Linked DNA regions of Homo sapiens: all the other regions are linked to region 3. Evidence: chromatin contacts called from ENCODE Hi-C or POLR2A ChIA-PET data. All regions are on one chromosome and are shown on one strand. The core of a region is the stretch at or near the end of the contact, and the rest is flanking DNA. Distances in the headings are between cores, read along the strand shown. Region 1 holds the start of ARFGAP3 (ARF GTPase activating protein 3). Region 2 holds the start of PHF5A (PHD finger protein 5A). Region 3 holds the start of NAGA (alpha-N-acetylgalactosaminidase).

What was found. Hi-C counts contacts between places; a loop is a spot of excess contacts on that map. ChIA-PET counts read pairs that join two places held with the same protein, here RNA polymerase II (POLR2A). Pooled maps may share reads with other maps.
Region 1: a loop to region 3 is called in a pooled map, with 5 times the contacts of the local background. The contact joins the promoter of ARFGAP3 here to the promoter of NAGA in region 3. A Hi-C loop is called at or near these places in 1 of 168 maps with a recorded cell type or tissue (naive thymus-derived CD4-positive, alpha-beta T cell), 1 of 37 single-sample maps with no recorded cell type and 8 of 50 pooled maps. POLR2A ChIA-PET finds 5 or more read pairs at or near these places in 1 of 52 experiments (CD4-positive, alpha-beta T cell).
Region 2: a loop to region 3 is called in a pooled map, with 7 times the contacts of the local background. The contact joins the promoter of PHF5A here to the promoter of NAGA in region 3. A Hi-C loop is called at or near these places in 5 of 50 pooled maps. POLR2A ChIA-PET finds 5 or more read pairs at or near these places in 2 of 52 experiments (BJ and naive thymus-derived CD8-positive, alpha-beta T cell).

What each region holds. Positions count from the first base shown.
Region 1 is chr22:42,855,997-42,858,696 of GRCh38, reverse strand. ARFGAP3 (ARF GTPase activating protein 3) reads left to right here and starts at 1,424. Exons shown (of 16, transcript NM_014570.5): 1 at 1,424-1,583. The coding sequence starts at 1,515. RefSeq lists a silencer at 1,149-1,898 and an enhancer at 1,421-2,265.
Region 2 is chr22:41,467,329-41,470,028 of GRCh38, reverse strand. PHF5A (PHD finger protein 5A) reads left to right here and starts at 1,337. Exons shown (of 4, transcript NM_032758.4): 1 at 1,337-1,427; 2 at 1,882-1,905; 3 at 2,415-2,581. The coding sequence starts at 1,376. ACO2 (aconitase 2) reads right to left here and starts at 912. Exons shown (of 18, transcript NM_001098.3): 1 at 847-912. The coding sequence starts at 882. RefSeq lists enhancers at 245-806, 807-1,368, 938-1,607.
Region 3 is chr22:42,069,414-42,072,113 of GRCh38, reverse strand. It overlaps NAGA (alpha-N-acetylgalactosaminidase), which reads left to right and starts at 1,302. Exons shown (of 9, transcript NM_000262.3): 1 at 1,302-1,832. The coding sequence starts at 1,817. RefSeq lists an enhancer at 992-1,041 and a silencer at 1,222-1,521.

The DNA of each region.
Region 1 (2,700 bases), core at 175-2,674, 790 kb before region 3:
CTTTTTGAGACAGGGTCTTGGTCTGTCGCCCATGCTGGAGTGCAGTGGTGCGATCTTGGCTCACTGCAGCCTCGACCTCCTGGACTAAAGCGATCCTCCCACCTCAGCCTCCCAAGTAGCTAGGACTACAGGCCCATGCCAGCATGCCCGGCTAATTTTTGCATTTTTTTATAGAGACGGGGTTTCACCATATTATCCAGTCTGGTCTTGAACTCCTGAGCTCAAGTGATCCTCCCGCCTCAGCCTCCCAAAGTGCTGGGATCACAGGCATGAGCCCCTGAGACTGCAAATAAACCATGCTTTAGAGAAGGTAAGTGTCTTGACCAAGGCCACAGAGCTAGGAAGCAGCTGGCTGAACTGGGATTGAGGCCAAGGTAGTGCCTTTGATGCCAAAACCTGCTGTCCTTCCTCACTATCACCCAACCTCTTTCCAGTGGCTCCACACCCATTGTGGTGACAGAGGCACCTTCTGCTGAGTGTAAACTCTTCTGGCTGGAATTGTTTCCCAGAGGGTAGGGTGCAGCCCCGAGGGCCGGGGTTAAAAGTCAAGCTTCTCATCTGGACTCATCAGTTCTGACTGAGCACTTCTGCCTCAACCCGCACTGCCATCTCTCCATGAACGTGACACAAAAGCCCTTGGTTTCAGAAAGCCAGTTTCCGGGCAAAGAAAGCTTTCCACCCAGGGCCTGGCGTGAGCTGAGGGCAAGAATTAAAAAGAGTCGGGCGCGGCGGCTCACGTCTGTAATCCCAGCAATTTGGAAGGCCGAAGTGGGTGGATCACCTGAAGTCAGGAGTTCGAGACCAGCCTGGGCAACATGGTGAAACCCTGGTCTCTACTAAAAATACAAAAATTAGCCGGGCGTGGTGATGTACGCCTGTAATCCCACCTACTCGGGAGGCTGAGGCAGGAGAATCGCTTGAACCAGGGAGGTTGCAAGGAGCCGCAATCGCGCCATTACACTCCAGCCTGGGGGACAGAGCGAGGCTCCGTCTCAAAAAAAAAAAAAAAAAAAGGGAAGGCCACCAGCTAAGGTCCGGCGTCAAGGCACGGGCCCTCCGTCCGTCTCGTGCCGAAGGAGGGCGCGTGCGCCCCTTCCCCTGCCTCTGACCTTTCCATGGAAGCAGCCCGTTAGGCGAAATGGCGATCGACCAGGCGAAACGTTGGTGGATCCTATGGCAGCGCGCGTGGCAGGCAGCCACACCCGGGCCCGGCTTCGCCCAGCGCTAAGGGCGTGGAGCCGCGCCGCAAATGGCGCGCGAGCCTCCTGCGCACGCGCGTGCAGCGCCTGGGGTCGGGCCAGCGGCGCGGCTGAAGCGAGGGCGGGGAGGGAAAGCGAGCGGCGCCTGCGCCCCGGCGGTGGACGGGCCCGGTCGTGGGCGGGGATTGGGGCGGAGCCTGACCGTTACGCGCAGCCCCGCCCCCGCGGCCTCGTCGCTCCTGCTGAGGCGGTAGCCGCTTTTCGTCGACTCTTACCGGTTGGCTGGGCCAGCTGCGCCGCGGCTCACAGCTGACGATGGGGGACCCCAGCAAGCAGGACATCTTGACCATCTTCAAGCGCCTCCGCTCGGTGCCCACTAACAAGGTAGCGGCCGCGGGCGAGTGCGGGCCTGCCTGGCATCCCTGCGGGAACCGGCGGGAGGCCCCGCGGGCGCCAGTGCCCGTGGCTTGGGAGGCGGGGCCGGCGCGGCCTGTGACACGTCGCACTGTGGGGCCGCGGCAGCCTGGCCGGGCCGGGGCGGGCGGGGCCGGGCAGCTGAGAGGCCCGGGCGGGAGGCCGCAGCGCGGGGGTCCTCACGCGAGCCGGGGAGCGTTCCCGGGGGCGGCGGCGCGGGCACACCCCCCGGCGAGCTCTTGGGGCGGGGGGCGAGCACCGGCGGCTCTGAGCGGAGGCGGGGGCGGGGGCATCCTCGGGGGCGCTGCGAGGAGGGAGCTCCCGGCTCGGAAACCCCGGCTGCTGGCGCCGGATGCGGGGAAAGCGCGGCTCCCCCAGCGCCACCCTGGAGCTCGACCCCGCCTGTTGGAGCCGGCTTGGCTCCTCGGGCCTTGCGGTGCCTGCCTCAGTTTCTCTTCTGATAAAGTTGCCGAGTAGTCTACGCTTTGGCTTCCAGCTTTTGTCGCTTTGGCCAGGGAGGCTCACCACAGCCTCCTCCCTCTCCTCGGTTCTCTTTGGAGATGGAGGTTTCCTTTTTTTTTTTGTCTCCAGAGGCTGTTCTCTCCCTGGAACTTTTACAGCTTTGCGCAGCTGGCTGGAGGCGTTGGGGTGACGCAGGGGGCTAAGGTGACACGTCGGGTCGGAGAGGGACTTGGAGAGTGCAAAGGGCTGTCGCGTCAGCGTGGGCTCTCCCCGCCCCTCCTGTGACACGAGTGTTGTCTGGTTCCCACTGTCACTTCCCGAAGGGAACAGCTGTTATTGAACCTCGATATGCTGGCATAGAAAGTTCCCGAGTGTTACAAAATAGGTGTTTCTGTTGGTTTTAAGTCTTGATGGTACAGGGGAGCCCATATTTTTTCCAGCCTAGGTGAGGAAGGAAACAGTTTATTGGAGGTGATGTCTGATGGATGTGGGAAAGTTAAGAGAAAGGCTCCAGGAATTCTCCAGTGCCCGTTTCTTTACTGTTCTCTTGATTTTCACATTTTTATTTATTTATTTTTTTAGAGACAGGGTCTCACCCCGTCACCCAGGCTGAAGTGTAGTGCCT
Region 2 (2,700 bases), core at 88-2,587, 600 kb after region 3:
GCTCAAAATATTCGTACTGCATTCTGACAAACAGAAATAATTGCACCGTGGTTCATAAAGTTCTGTGAGGGCAGGCTGACATAAACAAGAACTGAGTGGTGGTAGGGCCCATGCTTCTGCCACAGCACTTCGGTGACACTCTTGAGAATCAGAACTTTCACCTACTTTCTACCAGCTTTATCATCTATCAAATGAGAAAAACCACCTCATTCCTACGATTACAGGAATCAAATAATATTATGAAGAATTAAAACAGGCCTCAAATCTTGTGCAAAGGTGAGAGACTATTATTATATTATTTACTACGTATGGGCCCAGAAGACCGCCCCCCTCCCCGACATTCCACGTTCCGCAGGGTCCTCAAAAGGTGGTACAGGGTCCTAGTTTCTTCTCCAGACTCCAGGCCTGGCAACCGTAGATGCTGTCATGCCTCTGTTGCTAAGAGATGGGAAGTGAGGCCTCAGGAACTGGGCCTAGAAGACTCAACAACGACCGCGCCCCCTAGTCACCTTGTCCTCACCTTGAGGAATGGAAACACACCCCACGGGAGCAGGCAATGCTGTCCTCAAAAAGAAGAAAGAGGTGCCTCCGCTCTTCACCCGGCCGCCGCTGCTTGGGCCCACGCTTCTTGCGAGGCAGGGACAGGGCCAGGAAAGCTGACTGTGCCGGGGACGCCTTGACCTAGGGCACCAGAGAAGCGGGCACGGGTGCCGGGCCCACAACCGGGACAGGTACACGAGAAGTTGGCCCCAGGTTGGGCCCGCCTCGCCCTGCCTCGCCCACAGCCGCCGGCACAGTAGGAGGCACCCCGCCCCCGTGAACCCAGAGGTCCCTGAGCTCGCTCACCTGCAGCCGAGTCACCAGTAGGCTGTAGGGCGCCATTTTGTGCACTGACAAAGATGAGGTCGCATTAAAGTGACGTCCCACACGGCGCCTTTAAAGCCTTTGGGCAGGGGCGTGCCCGGAAGAGTGGGGCGTCACGGTGAAGGCGAGGCCTCCCTAGAGGCGCCAGAACCCTGTGAACGCAATGGGCGGAGCTCACGTGCAACGAACAGACACGCAAGAGGAAATCGGACTGCCCAAAGACACTTGCAGAAATAGATACCAAGCACAAAGATGTTTTACCCAAGAACAAATTTTAGTTATCTCCGCCATCCAAATCTGGGAGAGTTTTTAAGAGTTTCATGCACCTGCCAGGACCTGGCCGCCCAGCAGCGACAAAAACTCGCGCGAGAGCAAGACGGGCCTGGTGCAAGGATTGTAAACTGACGGAAGCTTAGAGAACCAATCACAGCGACGTGGAGGCAGGAACAATGGGGGTTAAAGGTCGGACGGAAGTTCCCGAAGCTTCCGGTGGCCGGCTTAGTTAGGAGCTATGGCTAAACATCATCCTGATTTGATCTTTTGCCGCAAGCAGGCTGGTGTTGGTGAGACTGCGCCCTACCCCTGGCTGTCTGGGCAGGGGTGGTATTAGGAGCTGGGGGGTCGGGGGTTCCCGTCTCTTCCTTAGGGGCTTGCCTCGCAGGCGCCACGTTTCCCGCCTCTCAGGCGCGGGGTGTTGTAGGAGCGCGCAGGTTTGTGGCCTCTGATGAGAAGAGGGCGGGGGTGCGCGTGCTGGGAGCCCCAGGCAGGTATCGGGGGGTGGGGTCTGAACCAGGTCCAGAGAAACTCTGAGCTTGCCCAGGGCGTTGGAGGAGATTCAGGAGGGTGCTTGGATGTAGGTTTGGTTCATATGGAAATTTGTAATGATAAAATGGCTATCCGCAGGTCTCACTCACTGCAGTCCTTACTCATGTCCCTACCCCCAGCTCGAGGATGTACTTCTCCTCTTTCTCAAAACCTTTATTCTAATTGTACTTTTTACCATCTTTCATCTTGCAGCCATCGGAAGACTGTGTGAAAAATGTGAGTGGAACACACCGTCCCAACAACCCACCCTTCCCACTCCCAGTTTTCTGTGGAACCAGCAAAAGTGCCACAAAGAGGGCTTTGAGTAGATGTGCCTGGAAGTATGTGAACACTGAATGCTGCACTTTAGCCAAAGGCCCCTCTAACTCCCCACTGCCGCTTGCACATTTAACGCTGTATCTCTCTAGTTTTCAACGGGAAGAATCGCCAGAGTAGCATGACCCCTCCCCAACACACAGCACTTTGCCAGCAATTATACAGGCTTATCATCTCCGAGGTGCTTTTCTAAGCTCTTCACATATGTTAATTGGTAAACTTTTGTATGTGTTGAGGGGCTTGAGATGGACACTGGGGAAACCAAGTTTTGTGATGCCAAGAGGAGGGCCCTAAAGTCACTGTCAAAAGGAGACTAGTGTATTTCCCAGGAGACTAGTATATTTCCCCATGGCAGGAGATAGCAGAGGACTGAAGAACTTGTGAGCATGACTCCATTCTCTTCCTTACAGGTGATGGCAAGTGTGTGATTTGTGACTCCTATGTGCGTCCCTGCACTCTGGTGCGCATATGTGATGAGTGTAACTATGGATCTTACCAGGGGCGCTGTGTGATCTGTGGAGGACCTGGGGTCTCTGATGCCTATTATTGTAAGGAGTGCACCATCCAGGAGAAGGACGTAAGTGTACAGCTTTCCATCTGACCTTTCCTCCTTTTGTTTAGTAACACTTTGCCATCCACTGCAATCTCCTATGGTCTATGGAGATTACTGTGTTCATCTAGTCATCTAGGTTATAA
Region 3 (2,700 bases), core at 53-2,552:
CTGTGTCGGGCCTGGCCATAAAGGAATTCTCTGATCTACCTTGCCTGATACTAGGTCATAAGACTCTCATTCCAGAAGGGGTCCTGCCCTCCTCCCAGCAGGAGGGAATGCCACACAGAGAGAACAAGAAGAATCCGAATCTGAACAGACATTGCTGGGTTTCCACACTCAGCTATTAACATTAAATCATTCCCTTTTGTCTAATCGCGTTTATACACAGTTGTCCATTCCTTATTCCTTTTTTTTTTTTTCTGTTGCCCGGGCTGGAGTACAGTGACACAATCACAGCTCACTGCAACCTCGACCTCCTGGACTCAAGCAATCCTCCCACCTCAGCCTCCCGAGTAGCTGGGACCACAGGCACCTGCCTGGCTTTTTAATTTTTTGTAGAGACAGGGTCTCACTATGTTGCCCAGACTGTCCTTAAATGTCTGGCCTCAAGCGATCCCCCTGCCTCAGCCTTCCAAAGTGCTGGGATTACAGGCATGAGCCACCAGACCCGGCCAGGGCTGTCCATTCTTCATCAAACCGAGACATAAAAATAAAGATTTCCCTGAGTATTTGTGTCTTCATTCCTGAAGGCTCTCAAGTCACATAAAACATTGAGTAAATCAATCTATTATGCTTTTCTCTTGCTAACCTATATTTTATTTGTAGGAGTGTCCGCTGTGACCTTTGGGATGAGTAAGGGAAAATATCACACCTTTCTGCCCCTACAATGCCCAGAACAAAGCATTTGGCACTTAGCAGTTTCTCAATAAATACTTGATGAATGAATGAAGAAGGAAGTAGCCCAGTCTGTGCGAGTAGTCCCTGAGCGTCAGGCGGGGAAGGAGAGCCGGCTGCCTTTGCGGGAGCTGTGACCGCCTGCTTTGGTGCCTCCCACGCACCCTCCTTGTAGAGACGATTAATCCCAGACTTCCATTTTCCTAGCAGCTCACTAGGCGGGCCTTGCTTCAGAGCAGTCTCTCATTTCCTCTGCACAAAGCCCTCAACCGTCCTCTGCACGGCCGCTTACTGAGCGCCCACGGTGAGCCTGGCACGATCCTTGCCCTCTTGGTCCCCACAGAGGTGGAAGGACAGGCCTCGCGGGGTCCGGGCCACGAAGGACAGCCCCGAGTCCGTTCTGCCAATGCCTGCCTCGCTAGCACGCAGGGCGGGAGCCCAGTGGGGAAGGGCTTAGGGAGGCTGGGAGGCCGGACCCATATGGGCGGGGCACAGCGTTGCTAGGGGGGATTCTGATAGGTTGCGCGAAGGGTTGCCTTCGTGAGGCCCCGCCCTCACTGGAACGCTTCGGACTTATCAGGTTACCGGATTCGAGTCAGAAGCGGCGGCAGGTCTGAACGCTTCGGTAGGATAAGTGCGGTGGGAGGGGGCTCTGCGGTTTTGGGGAGCCCAGGGCGGGAACCCGGACCCGGCTGGAAGTCCGGAGCCTGGCCGCAGCCCCGCCCCTCCGCTCTTTCTTGGTGACCTTAAGCCAGTGGCTGCCTTTTTCTGAGCCCGGGCGGGGCCGAAGGCGGCCCGTAGGCCCTCGGGACTCCCAGCACTGCAGAGGGTGTGAGGTCTGACATCCAAGACACGTTGTTTCGTATTTCTGAAGGAAGAACTGAAGCTCCGGGAAGTGATGGCTGGGGATGGGGCGGGCAACTTGGGGACCGAGTGTACGATCCACGCCTAAGGTTGAGGGCGGCCGAGCTAGCCAGGCAGCCGTGACCCCAGTGCTTTTCAGACGTTTCTTAGCTTCCAGAGCCCAACACATACAGCTGATACACGCAGACCAGATCTGGTCAGGTCCTCGGAAGCTGAGTCCAGAGCGATGCTGCTGAAGACAGGTACCTACACCGGCTGGGGTGGCTTGGAAGGGTAGGGGTGAGTGCTACAAGGAGTGCTTTGGCCCTTCTTCCCTAATGTGGGTATGTGGAGAGACAGGTTCCTCTCTCTTTTACTTAGAGCTGGGCAGGAAGGGAGGAGATGCTTCCCCATACGGGAATCATTTCTCCTTCAAAGGGGCCCTTCCTTTCTCACTTCCTCTCCCTCAAGCACAGAGGCCCTAACTGATGGATATCAGCATGTGCGGAGAACCGCCTGTACAGTCCCTACAGTAACTCCATATTACAGATAAGGAAACTGAGGCCCGAGGGGGAAAGGTCTCACTTAGGTGAGCTGATTGGGTGCCCATCCTGGCTGGCTTACTTCTTAAGCCTCTCTGAGGCCTCTTGAGGGTCTGTGGTAGAGAGCAAAGAGCTCTGGACTGGGGCTCAGGAGACCTGGAGTCTGGCCAATGGTCCCGACTTAACGATTTTTCAACTTTACTGTGGTGTGAAAGCGACGCACATTCAGTAGAAACCACAGTACGTATACAACCTGTGTTTCAGTATTCAGTAAATTGCATGAAATATTCAACAATTTATTATAAAATAGGCTTTGTGTTAGATGATTTTGGCCAGCTGTAGGCTAATGTGCGTTGTCGCACTTTTTTTTTTTTTTTTTTTTTGAGACGGAGTCTCACTCTGTCACCCAGGCTGGAGTGGAGTAGAGTGGCGCGATCTCGGCTCACTGCAACCTCCATCTCCCAGGTTCAAGCAAGTCTCCTGCTCAGCCTCCTAAGTAGCTGGGATTACAGGCACTCACCACCTCACCCCGGTATTTTTTTGTAGTTTTAGTAGAGACAGGGTTTCACCATATTGCCCAAGCTGGTCT